Regions from separate parts of the Homo sapiens genome. Here region 2 is linked to region 1. A link is an interaction called in ENCODE POLR2A ChIA-PET data of the cell type or tissue named here. Cell type or tissue: OCI-LY7. All regions are shown on one strand. Links, peaks and the distances in the headings refer to the core of each region. The heading gives the core; the rest is flanking DNA.

Region 1 (2,919 bases), core at 316-2,815:
GAGACAGTCATATGTCATGTGTGCAAGACACTTCTATTTCTGCAGCCCGGCGAGGGCCAGCTAACTCGGTTAGTGACAATTTAATCAAAGTTCCAGGGCAAGCACAGAGACACAGAGTCTAAGTCTTGCCCTCCAAAACTTACAAGCAAACTCCTTCTTTAGAATAACCAAAACAAACCCTCTCGCTGGCTGCCTCACTAAATTAAGAGAAGAAAGGGGAATAAGATCACAAGTTTAAATCCACTTACTTGTGATTCTGAAAAACAAAAACTTAAGGGTGTTTTTCTTTAAATATTGACTACATGAACTCTATTATATGAGGTCTGAGAGGATCCTACAAAAGGATCTGTATTATTCCAATATTATCAAGATTCTGAGTGTTCCTTATAGAAAAAACTACTGTTATTAAGATTTTCACAAATCAAACATTCTGTGTGCCAAAGAACAAAGTGGGAAAAATGGAACAAAAGTGGGAATAATTCCCAAAAATGGAATTATTGGGTTTCATTTTTGGTAGCCTCCTTCTGTCAACTGTAGTTTTGAAAAATTCACACAATCCAATCCCCCAAGCAACAACGCGCTAAGTGTTTACATCAGGTGAGAGCTGGTGTTGGTCACATATGCTATGAACTAGAATTGGACAATGTCCCAAAACGGAGTGCCATCTGGGGTCAGAGTGCCATGCCCTTCTCTGCAGACTCCAGGGACATATCCACTCTGCTTAATGGAAGCCACTGGAACCAAGTGTCAGACAGCCCTCTATTTGCTCCACAGAGAAGAAAGCCATGCTCTGATCATGTGAAATGTGACTGGAATTGTAAACTGAAAAATGGCACTAATTCCACTAAATTTGCAAATCCTGCAACAAGACTGACAACTTAATAAACAATACTTGACCAAAGGCTTTCTTTCTCGTGAACTCAAGGTTTTCACTATAATTAACACAATCATTAAAGTAAAAAAAAAATAAAAATAAAAACCCTGCCTTGATTCACAGTTAATTTTAAGCAGCCAACATCAACATCGGGTTTCAGGCTTTTGCATAAAGAAACAGCCTTTAGGAAACCCTCAACATTCAGGATTTTGTTCTGATTCAAACTTACAAAGAACAATTTTTAGTTGAGAGAAACAAAAAATTCCAGTTGAAAGACGCCTTAAGATTCAAATTGGACCAACAGACAGGAGAAATAAATGAGGCCAGTCCAATATTTAACATTTCAGTGTCCATTTTAAGCTGAAAGGAACAGACATCTACAGACACAATTTCTTCTTTCTCTCCTATAAAGGGCACTGTAATAGTTATCCTAAATTCTGGTATAGTATGAAGAAGCCTGGATTAAAGAGGCAAGAGACTAAGATTTTAATTTGCAGTTAATGGCAGCTGGAGAATAAATTTAGCACGCCATTCTACCACTGTGGGTAATGGAACAGAAAACAAGTCCTTTTTTTTGTTTCTTGACACAGAGTTTCGCTCTGTCACCCAGGCTGGAGGGCAGTGGCACGATCTGGGCTCACTGCAACTTCAGCCTCCTGGGTTCAAGCAATTCTCCTGCCTCCACCTCCCAAAGTGCTGTGATTACAGGTGTGAGCCACCGTGCCCAGCCAGAAAATATGTCTTTTTGATGAAGAAGCTGAAGTGGATGACCTTCTGAGTCTAAGAAAACTGTTTGGGACTTGGGTATTCAGTAGCCATGGAATATACATCCCAAAGAGCAGAAGAAACCGTAACACTAGACCCCAACATCAAAAATATGTTGCTATTTTCTCCCACATTGCTGGTAGGGGTGCAAACTGGGACACTTTGGCAACTTACATTAAAATGCTATGAGAGAACAGGGGAAGCATTCCTTAAAAGTTCTAGGAAAGGTGTTATGGAGGAGGTAGCATGAGAAATTCAGCCAAGTGGGAAAAGCACAAACCTGGGAGTCAGAGAGACAAGAGTTTGAATCCCTGGCTCTGCCATTAGCCAAATATGGAACCATGAACAAGTTATTTAACTTCTCCTCGGCTCAGGTGCATCATCTGAAATATGGGGCTAATATAATAATAGGCAAGCTCAGTATTTCCCCAAATGTGGGAGAGTTACACAGGATGAATTTAAGTGATATTCAGAGGATTTTAGGAGATGAACAAGCACAGTATTAAACATTGAACCACATCATGAGAAAATATGGTTCTTTTCAGCACTTCTTCAGCCTATATATAACATTCTTAGTACATTAAGGAGTAAGCGGCCGGGTGCGGCGGCTCACACCTGTGATTCTAGCACTTTGGGAGGCCGAGGTGGGTGGATCACCTGAGGTCAGGAGTTGGAGACCAGCCTGGCCAACATGACGAACCCCATCTCTGCTAAAAATACAAAAATTAGCCGGGTGTGGTGGCATGCACCTGTAATCCCAGCTACTAGGGAGGCTGAGGCAGGAGAATCGCTTGAACCCAGGAGGAAGAGGTTGCAGTGAGCCGAGGTGGTGCCACTGCACTCCAGCCTGGGCAACAGAGCAAGACTCGTCTCAAAAAAAAAAAGGAGTAAGCTTTTGTTTAGTCTTCTTTTTGACACCTCTTTAATGCTTGCTAATTCCCTTTTCAACAAAGTAAGAGAAGTCTCATTGTCAGCTGGGGCCTTTGGGAACCAATAGTTTATCTTATACATAGACTGTGAGAAAAATAATTTGTCTTCATCCTAATTATTTTTAAAATTACCTTTCATTTATGATAACTCATATTGGTTTTCCAATTACAGGTCAAATATAAAGTTATTTTAAAATATATTGATGATTACAAAAATTTGAGTCAACTTGAGTGGGCTGAAATGCTACCTATCTCAGAGTTCCAGTGAAAATTAAATGAGATCATATATAAGAAGAACTAGCCCATGCTGTGTTCCATCACCCACGGTCTGGTTGATGGGTAAAATTTCAG
Region 2 (2,919 bases), core at 159-2,658, 150 kb before region 1:
AGAAAGATTGAATAACGAACCTAATTCACACAACTTCCTAAGAAAGTCTTAGAGCCTATAAAGCCCATTCTATGTCAATTAAGTTAGTTTTTTACATTTCAACTCCCCTTTTAGACCATGAGTAACTTGAGAGCAGTTGTCACATATATTTATGTTGGCATCTCCAGCGACATAATAACATGGGGTTCCCATATGGCCTTGCACGTTTGCTGAACTGAGTAAAATTCAAGTAAAAATATGGGCGATTTTAAATAAAAAAACATTTTCTTAACTATTTTCCTCCCATAGATAATTTTGCTCATCGAGCTGAAGTTCGGAAAGCCTTAGCCAACTGTAAGGAATGGCAAGAACAATCTATCATTCCAAATTTGGCTCGCATTGATAAACAAGAGACGGAAATTACTTACCTGATACCATGGTCCAAATTAGAAAAGCCTCCAAAAGAAGGTGAGTTCTTCCCTCTTAGACTATGAGTTTTAATGAGTAAAATACTAAAGACCTAAAGTTATAAAGAGTAAAGTTCTATAGGAAAAAAATATATAATTCTTTGTTTTATATAATAATATATGATGAGTCTGGAGATAAAAATGAATTAGAGACTGGGCGCGGTGGCTCACGCCTATAATCTCAGCACTTTGGAAGGCCGAGGCGGGCGAATCACTTGAGGTCAAGAATTCAAGATCCGCCTGGTCAACGTAGTGAAGCCCCATCTCTACCAAAAATACAAAAATTAGCTGGGTGTGGTGGTGCATGCCTGTAGTCCCAGCTACTAGGGAGGCTGAGGCAGGGGAATGGCGTGAACCCAGAAGGCGGAGCTTCCAGTGAGCCGAGATCTCGCCACTGCACTCCAGCCTGGGCGACAGAGCGAGACTCCGTCTCAAAAAAAAAAAAAAAAAAGAGAATTAGAGTTCTAGAGCTCTTTGCTTATCCTTAAAACATTGAGCTTATCCTTAAACATTGCTTATCCTTAAAACAAAAAATGAAGTATTTTTCCATATTGAAATCTAACGGATGCCTAACAAAAGTTGACATGGTCAATACAGGTGAAAAAGTGGGGCTTGGGAGCTAGGAAAACAGGTGTAGGTAGATGAGTCGTAGTTCATGAAATTTTGTCACAGTTTTAAAATGTATAAACTTTTAAATATAAAAGTATTTTTTCCACAAAGTCAGCTAATCTTAAATCATTAAGTACATCTTTGCTTGTAAACTGACTGTTTTGGGGGAATGAATTAACTTACACTGCTAAGCTACATTATTGTAGTTTAACTTTTGTGTCTTCCTCTTTCTTGTTTCTCAGTTTGAAAAGATTTGTCTTCTTCCTGATTTCACTTCTTGCTCACTAAAGGAAATAATTACCTCTATCTAATTTTAAACAGAGGTCAGATTCGAAAAGCATAAACTAATTTAAATTTCATTTTATGTCTCCCATAAACTCAACTTTGTATTTTATTTTAGATTATAAGAGATTTGAAAAGTCTTGTTTGGATTCTAATGTACTTAAAACTCCCCTTAACTTTCAGCACTAAGTAAAACAGTTGACTTCTCAGTGTCAAGTCTTATTAATAGTTCCCTTCCTCTATGTTGTTCATAATTCTTTAGTAACTTTGTATTTCTTTCCTTTTTCTTGTCCAATCTACCTTGTCCTCTAGTTTCTTTCTCTCCACCCATCTTATACTTCTGGCCAGAAGGTAGAATGGTTTTTAAGCATTTACCTGGATATTTAGGAAGAATAAAACCATCTCCTTGAGGGTTTTCTTTTTTTCCTTAAAGGCTCAGACATGACTTTGGGTCAACTAGAAATAGAATCCTACCGGAGAAAATTATACAAAGGAAAAAGTTATTTCCTCTCAAAATTGAAAAGGAGAAGGAAATGTAGGATATCAGAAAGTACTTCTCTTATGCATTTCTTTTTTAAAAAGTGTAGACAGGCAGCTTGAAAATTCTGCTTCATTATACATTCTCAGTATCTGTTTTCCTGACAAATTTTATAGATTAAAAATATTTCAGAGTGTAGTTTATATATAGCTTCCAGTCCTTTTTCTTTATTTTCTTTATGATTAATTTTAACAACTGACCCTTAAACATGGACAAAGACTTTCTAAACATAAAAGCAAAGAAAAATAATGCAGAGAATCAATAAATGTGACTGCATATGTATGTATACATGGATTATCCTCTAACTTCATTGGTTAGCCTTCTAATGAAATCAGGAAAACCTGGTTAGAAATTGTTTGAATGTCTTCTGTGAAATAATTATTTTTCTCCCTATTCTAGGAGTCTATGAACTAGCTGTTTTTCAGATGAAACCTGGTGGGCCAGCTCTGTGGGGTGATGCATTTGAAAGAGCAATTAATGCCCATGTCAATTTAGGCTACACAAAAGTAGTTGGTGTTTTCCACACAGAATATGGAGAACTCAACAGAGGTACAGTTGTCCATTTGTTCTATGAAGTTGCCATGTGTATTAGATCAGTTCGTCTCTCTTTTTCATTTTGGTACCTGTTTTAATTTTTATCTCCAAATTTTTAGAGTTTGTTGTTTATAGGATTGAAAAAATCTATAAGCATCTTATTTTACATCTTATTTTTTTAGAATGTTAATACTTTATGGAGCCTTTTTCAAATGCTGAACTGGTGTTTGTTTTTTAACTTTTATTTTAGGTTCACGGGGTACATGTGAAGATTTGTTACTTAGGTAAACCCATGTCATGGGGGTTTGTTGTACAGATTATTTAATCACTCAGGTATTAAGCCCAGTACCCAATTGTTATCTTTTCTAATCCTCTCCCTCCTCCCATCTTCCATTCTCAAGTAGACCCCAGTGTCTGTTGTTTCCTTCTTTGTGTTCATAAATTCTCATCATTTAGCTCCCGTTTATAAGTGAGAACATGTGGTATCTGGTTTTCTTTTCCTCTGTTGGT

The links. Peaks named below come from ENCODE experiments on the same cell type or tissue, not always from the same donor. Only the 100,000 strongest peaks of a DNase experiment are listed, where the experiment ranks them.
Region 2: POLR2A ChIA-PET joins it to region 1 with 5 read pairs; 1 of 35 experiments calls an interaction of 5 or more read pairs at or near these places.

What each region holds. Positions count from the first base shown.
Region 1 is chr9:104,915,241-104,918,159 of GRCh38, forward strand. The region is part of intron 1 of ABCA1 (ATP binding cassette subfamily A member 1); the gene reads right to left. It overlaps LOC124902239 (a long non-coding RNA gene), which reads left to right and starts at 2,461. Exons shown (of 3, transcript XR_007061706.1): 1 at 2,461-2,919. In OCI-LY7, for the core only: no CTCF peak of the experiment used is centred there; no DNase peak of the experiment used is centred there; H3K4me3 peaks cover 1,787 bases; H3K27ac peaks cover 1,175 bases.
Region 2 is chr9:104,768,575-104,771,493 of GRCh38, forward strand. It overlaps NIPSNAP3B (nipsnap homolog 3B), which reads left to right. Exons shown (of 6, transcript NM_018376.4): 3 at 289-447; 4 at 2,275-2,424. Among named protein-coding and RNA genes, the nearest start is that of NIPSNAP3B, 5.9 kb to the left of the region's middle. In OCI-LY7, for the core only: no CTCF peak of the experiment used is centred there; DNase peaks (open chromatin) are centred at 1,287 and 1,527; H3K4me3 peaks cover 1,085 bases; H3K27ac peaks cover 1,997 bases.